Regions from separate parts of the Homo sapiens genome. Here region 2 is linked to region 1. A link is a contact called in ENCODE POLR2A ChIA-PET data. All regions are on one chromosome and are shown on one strand. Each heading gives the region's core, a stretch centred on a gene start or an enhancer-like site at or near the end of the contact. The rest is flanking DNA. Distances are from core to core; before and after follow the strand shown. Region 1 overlaps VCL (vinculin). Region 2 overlaps KAT6B (lysine acetyltransferase 6B).

Region 1 (3,237 bases), core at 248-2,747:
TATACTGAACAACCATTCTGATTGCAGCTGTGCCCAGTACCAGGCCTCAGTCATACAAGGATAATAATAATGTAAGTGACCCATCATCAGCAATGCTTTTGATTGTTTTTCTGGGGTGGTGATGAACTTGTGATCCATCCACCCCTCACTGATATCCTTTGTACATCATTCACAGATGGCCAGCCAGAGTTCAGTGTTTAAGAGGCCACATCCAGAAAAACTAAAACTCTCTAATCTACTCTGATTTCCAACTTATTCATTTAATCAAGCACTTAATGAGTACTTCCCATGTGGGAGGCACTGTGTCTGTCACTGTGTGATGGGGATACAAAAGTGAGACTCAGTCCTTGTTGTTCGTTGACAAATGCTTAAACAAATAAGGCAATGCAGTGTAATGCATGCTCTAGTAGAGTTACAACCAAGTTTCTGCTCTGCGTAGGTGAGGTACAGGAAGTTTCACAGAGGAAGAGAAACTCTAGGAAGGCAGAATAAGAGTTCTCCAGAAGTAATGGAATTCAAGGTAAAAAGGAGGGCTTTCTAGTTAATAGGGCAAGATATGGGAAAGCATGGCCAGCTCAGGAAACATAGCTGGAAAATGGGGTACTGGGTAGAGAGGAGATGTGGAGAGGACAGGAAATTGGAAAAGCAGAAAGGGGCCACATCATGGAGGGCCTTGTATGCAATGCAATAGACTTATCCTCTAAGCAATGGGGAATTATTTAATTATTCTAAGTAAAAGACATTGTTAGGTCTGCATTTCAAACAGAAAAATTCAGCAGCAAGAATGGATCAGAGCGAAGAAAACTCGGAAGACAAGTTCATTTGTGAATTCATTTATTCAATCAACAAATATTACTTACATAACATGCAATGTACCAAGCATTACAGACAGTGATGAAGAAAACACACATGGCCCCAGATCTCATGGAGCTTACAGTCTTAGTGAAAGATAAACTACAGATTAACTGTAGCAGAAGCAGCAGCAGTGTGAATGGAGATGAGAGGGCAGGTGTAAAAAAGGCAGCCACATGACACTCCATGTGGAGGGTGAGACAGAAATCTAGGATGGCTCCCAGCCCCTGGCTCAAGTGACTGGGTCAATTGGTAACATAGGAAGAAAACCAGCTCTGAGAGGGAAAGTAATTAGCACTGGGATATTCAGAGGGAGTTGTCCAATAAGCAACTGAAAAGATGGTTCCTCAGTTCACTTACCGGGACTAGAAAAATTGATTCACAAGTAACAGGCAACTCAGACGTTCTAAAAGCCATGGATAATGAATGAAATCACGACCCAACACCACCAACAGATAAGTAGCTGGTGGAAGAACAAGCTGGTGAAAAAAGCTGGAAAGAAAATATCAGAGATAGGGGCAGGGGGATCAATAGAACTCTGTCATAAAAGCCAGAAGAATTTCAGGAACAGTCAATAGTGTCAACTGCCACAGAGAGGTTAATGGTGTCGTTAAGACAGTCACAGAGTTGTGCAACCATGACAATTGATTTGTGAACATTTTCATCACTCCAGAAAGAGACCTAGTAACTATTAGCAGTCAACACCACCCCCATTTAGCCCTAACCCTTCCTCACCACCACCTAATCTTAGGTAAACACTAATCTACTTTCTCTCTACAGATTTACTTATTCTAAATATCTGATATAAATAGAATCACATAAGATGTGCTCTTTAGTGACTAGCTTCTTTCATCTGTGCTATGTATCAGTACTTCATTTCTTTTTATTGCCAAATCATATTTCATTGTATGGTTACATCACATTTTGTCCATTCATCAGTTGATGGGCACCTGAGTTGTTTTCATTTTTGGGCTATTATGAATAATGCTGCTATAAACATTAGTGTACAAGGTTTTGTATGAACATGTTTTCATTTCTCTTGGTTATAAACCTAGGTATTCAATTGCTGGGTCATATGGTATCTCTATGTTTAACCATTTGAGGAAATGCCAGACTATTTTCCAAAGAGGCTAAACCATTTAACATTCGCAGCAGCTACATGAGAGGGTTCCAACTTCTCAATATCCCTGGCAACACTTGTTATTATCTTTTTAATTACAGCCCTCCTACTGAAGCGGTATCTCATTGTGGTTTTGACCTGATGGCTAATGATGCTGAGCATCTTTTTATGGGTGTATTGACCATTTATATATCTACTTTTGAGAAATGTCTATTCAGATACCTTGCCAATATATATATATATATATATATTTTTTTTTTTGAGACCGAGACTTACTTTGTTACCCAGGCCGGAGTACAGTGGTGCAATCTGGGCTCACTGCAACCTCCGCCTCCCGGGTTCAAGCGATTCTCCTGCTTCAGCCTCCCAAGTAGCTGGGACTACAGGCATGAGCCACCATGCCTGGCTAATTTTTGTATTTTTTTGGTAGAGACAGGGTTTCATCATGTTGGCCAGGCTGGTCTCAAACTCCTGACCTCAGGTAATCTGCCTGCTTCGGCCTCCCAAAGTGCTGGGATTATAGGCATGAGCCACTGTGCCTGGCCCCTTGCCAATATTTTGAGTTATTTATCTTTTGCAAATATTTTTCCCAGTCTGTGGGTTGTCTTTCCCTTTCTTGATAGTGTCCTTTGCAGCACAAGCTTTTAATTTTGATAAAGGCCAATTTAAGACTAAAATATAGCTTGTCTTTTCCTTTTTCTTTTTTTTTTTTTTTTTTTTATTCTGAAACAGAGTCTCTGTTGCCCAGACTAGAGTGCAGTGGCATGATCACAGCTCACCACAGCCTCTACCTCTTCAGGCTCAGGTGATCCTCCCACCTCAGCCCCCTGAGTAGCTGGAAGTACAGGTGTATACAACCACACCCGGCTTTTTTTTTTTTTTTTTTTTTTTTTTTTGAGATGGAGTTTTGCTCTTGTTGCCCAGGTTGGAGTGCAATGGCGTGATCTTGGTTCACTGCAACCTCTGCCTCCCAGGTTCAAGTGATTCTCCTGCCTCAGCCTCCCAAGTAGCTGGGATTACAGGCACGCACCACCACGCCTGGCTAATTTTGTATTTTTAGCAGAGACTGGGTTTCTCCACGTTGGTCAGGCTGGTCTGGAACTCCTGACCACAGGTGATCCGCCCGCCTCGGCCTCCCAAAGTGCTGGGATTACAGGCATGAGCCACCGTGCCGGGCCACACTCGGCTAATTTTTAGTATTTTTTGTAGAGACAGGGTTTCACCATGGTGACCAGGCTGATCTCGAACTTCTGGGCTCAAGTAAT
Region 2 (3,237 bases), core at 446-2,945, 980 kb before region 1:
CAATGTGATTTCTGTCTATAAAAAGTAAGCATTTCTAAGCTGTACTGCATGGAACCCGAGTGTGCCTCACCTCTGTTAAGGCTTAACTACTTGCAGTAAAAGAATCAAATCTCATGTTAACTAGCCCTGAGTTTGAAATGGTTAACTCTCTCCCAGTGGGAGAAAATAAAAGTGGTAGAGAGTTATCTCATGTAGACAGATCTATTAGGATAAGGAAGGAACTATCTAGACAAGGTCAAGATATGTTTTTGCAGACCCAAATTCCCAAATTAAATTTAATTCCCAGCATAATAACTGTAATGTTAACGCTCATTGAAAATGAAAATTCCTTCCCTTTAAACTAGGAGTATTCAAGAGTGTAAATGGACCATAGTAGAATAATGTTCTCAGGCAAGGGCATGGATAGGGACAGGGATCTCCCCCGACAGGGGCAGACACCCTCACCCCTGCACACCTCCATCTTCCACTACCTGGAACCAAACCAAACCATATGAACCTCCTCAAACACCAAAGTGTAAACTTTGGCAAGCTACTCACTCCCAACTTCCATCTCTCTGGATTATGTGAGTTTGGGGTCACCAGCTGCTTTTAGGGGATGATAATCTTTGAGGATTACACACTTTTCATCAGACACCTGTTTAGCTCAGCAAATCCTGCTGAAAGGTCTGTATCAGTCGACGGCACTGGGTTTGCAAGCCTGGGAACAGACACGAGGCCAGGGATTTATGGCAGCTTTTGAGCACAGGAAATCTGATGACTCTAACCAAGTTATCTCATGCTTGGAGATGGCAATTCACTGGTTTGTACGCTCATCTGTTCCTGGTTTCTGGTGCAGAGCAGCACTGACCAACTGGATGAATGGCATGTTATCAGTTTAAATAATGACAAATGAACTTGACAGGCTATTTATATCTCCTCGTTTAAATTTTGTGGTGATTTTGCAATTAGTGCAGAAGGATGCTGAACCTTAGTTCTCACATCATTTTAAGAGAACAGCCGTGCTCTAAATGACCTGTGACCTGCCTGATATCTTACTGCTTTCCACTTATTAAAAGATACAGGTGCCTCCTTGGCAAAGACGGAAATTTTGAATTTTTCATATATTTTACTTTTAAGAGATTGGTGTTGAAACAAGTTTAAGACCTCTCTCCCATAAGTCCTATGGGCATGACATAATTATATAAGAACTTGAATAAATGCTGTTTATCAAGATCTCAGTGTGGAGACCTGTGGCATCAACATCACCTGAGAACTTGCTAGAACTTTAAATTCTCAGAACCTATCTCAGACCTGCTGAATCAGGATCTTTGGTGGGGAGAGGCAGAGCCCAGCATCTGTGCTTTCAGAAGTCCCCCAGGTGATTCTGATGTACCCGAGTTTGAAAACCACCACTAGAACCCTGCTCTGAAGCTGCTGGCTTTGATGAGGGTGTGGCCACTTAAGAGACAGTAGGACTGAAGAATCTCAAATAGGTAAGACCTCACTCAGCTCCTTGGATGCAAGATAATTGGAGAATGGACTCGCCAAAGCCCCACCAGACTGAAATTTGGCTAGAGGTCACTGAGTTGCCAAATCGCTTCGTGCAGATGTTCTACACCTCTGCTTCTCAACTTCCATTGTGCAGACAAACTAGTTCTGGTTAACAGCATGGACTCCGGTTCAGTAGGTCAGGGGTGGGGCTTGAGATTCTGCACCTCTAACAACTTCCTGTGCCATGGACCACACTTGAATAGCAATGGTTTATACTTTAAATCGGTAGTTTTCAAATGCTTTGGCCTCAGCACTCAGAGAGCTTTTGCTTTTAAGGGCTCTATCTATTAATTTTACTGAGAAATTTGACAAATATTTATTAATTCATCTAAAAGATAACGATAAACCCATTATGTAACATTTTTTTAAATTAAAAAAAATCCTATACTTTCTAAAATATAAATAAAATTTATAGTGAAAAGAGTGGCATTATTTTACATGTTTTACAAATCTCTTTAACTTCTGGCTTAAGAGAAGCCAGTTAGATTCTCTCTTTCTCTCTTTATTTTGTTCTTTCTTTTTCTTTTTCAAGAAGACAGGGTCTCCCTATGTTGCCCAGGCTGGTCTCAAACTCTCAGGCTCAAGCGATCCTCCCACCTCAGCCTCCCAAAGTGCTGGGATTACAGGCGTGAGCCACTGCACCCAGCTTGCTAGATTTTCATAGATTGCTTTGGTATTGAGTCTGCTGTGATATCACAGGTCATGACATTCTGGAAAACTCCTCTGTATACTCATGAGAAAATGAAAGTAAAAAGGAAAAAGAGTATCTTAGTACTACTTGGAAAATAATTATGACCTTGTAGACTCCCTGAACCATACTTTGAGACCATGTGCACTAAACAAAGATGAGTTTTTTAAAGCTGGGTAACAGGGCACCCGTATTTTAAAACAATATGTCATATATTGCATACAATACGACAGATCGTGAGAGGCTCTATGGGTGGGTGGAAAGCATGGGCTCTGGAGCCAGACTACCCAGAATGGAATCTGGGGTCCACCATGTACCAGCTGTGTGACCTCAGGGATTTTATTTAACCTCTCTGTGCTTCAGATCCCTCATCCATAAGATGTGAATAATAACTGTACCTAACTGTTACAGTTCTGGTAAGGATTGAGTTAATATGAAACATGCAGAACAGTGCTTGACGCATCACAGTAATCCTAATAAGTGTTAGCTATGATTATTATTCAACATACTGAATGAATCAAGTCTCAAGGTGATCATTTGGGTAACTAAACATCCTTAAGGTAGGGGAAAGAAATAAAATTTGGACAGAAGGGAAACAACAGAGACAGACTGCTCTATAGAATCAGATTGAGAAAAGCTAACTTTGTTTTCCTACTTTTGCCTGAGGAACCTAAAAACCATTCCATGAACTCAGACAGAAGCTCTCCTCTCATCCCACCCTTCCTTCCTCTCCCCTCCCCCCAGCTAACCACCCAGATATCAATTGAATTAAAGAAAGAGGCTATGAAAAAAAATTCTGCCTCAGGAGTGGTCTTAAGAAATGGCAACAAAGTTCCCAGCAAACACAGTTCTGTGCCCCCAAATTCCCTTTGGCCCCTTAGTCCTTAACTTCAAGGACTACCCTTAGGAAATGGCTAGCCCATCCAACCACAGAAACAATGACTGCTTAGGGCTTCAGCAGAGCCCAGGGACAGTCCCAAGACAGATGAAAGACTCAAATATTCAACAAGACTCAAGTG

Evidence for each region. ChIA-PET counts read pairs that join two places held with the same protein, here RNA polymerase II (POLR2A).
Region 2: POLR2A ChIA-PET joins it to region 1 with 12 read pairs in activated T-cell. The contact joins two enhancer-like sites. POLR2A ChIA-PET finds 5 or more read pairs at or near these places in 3 of 52 experiments (B cell, GM10248 and activated T-cell).

The regions. Positions count from the first base shown.
Region 1 is chr10:74,031,696-74,034,932 of GRCh38, reverse strand. All of the region lies in intron 1 of VCL (vinculin), which reads right to left. It overlaps LOC124902455 (a long non-coding RNA gene), which reads right to left. Exons shown (of 2, transcript XR_007062197.1): 2 at 818-3,237. Among named protein-coding and RNA genes, the nearest start is that of VCL, 35 kb to the right of the region's middle. RefSeq lists an enhancer at 107-236. Within about 2 kb of position 1,497, at least 4 of the 41 ENCODE cell types and tissues checked have a DNase peak (open chromatin) inside an H3K27ac peak, as active enhancers do.
Region 2 is chr10:75,013,134-75,016,370 of GRCh38, reverse strand. The region is part of intron 13 of KAT6B (lysine acetyltransferase 6B); the gene reads right to left. Among named protein-coding and RNA genes, the nearest start is that of SNORD172, 7.0 kb to the left of the region's middle. Within about 2 kb of position 1,695, at least 2 of the 41 ENCODE cell types and tissues checked have a DNase peak (open chromatin) inside an H3K27ac peak, as active enhancers do.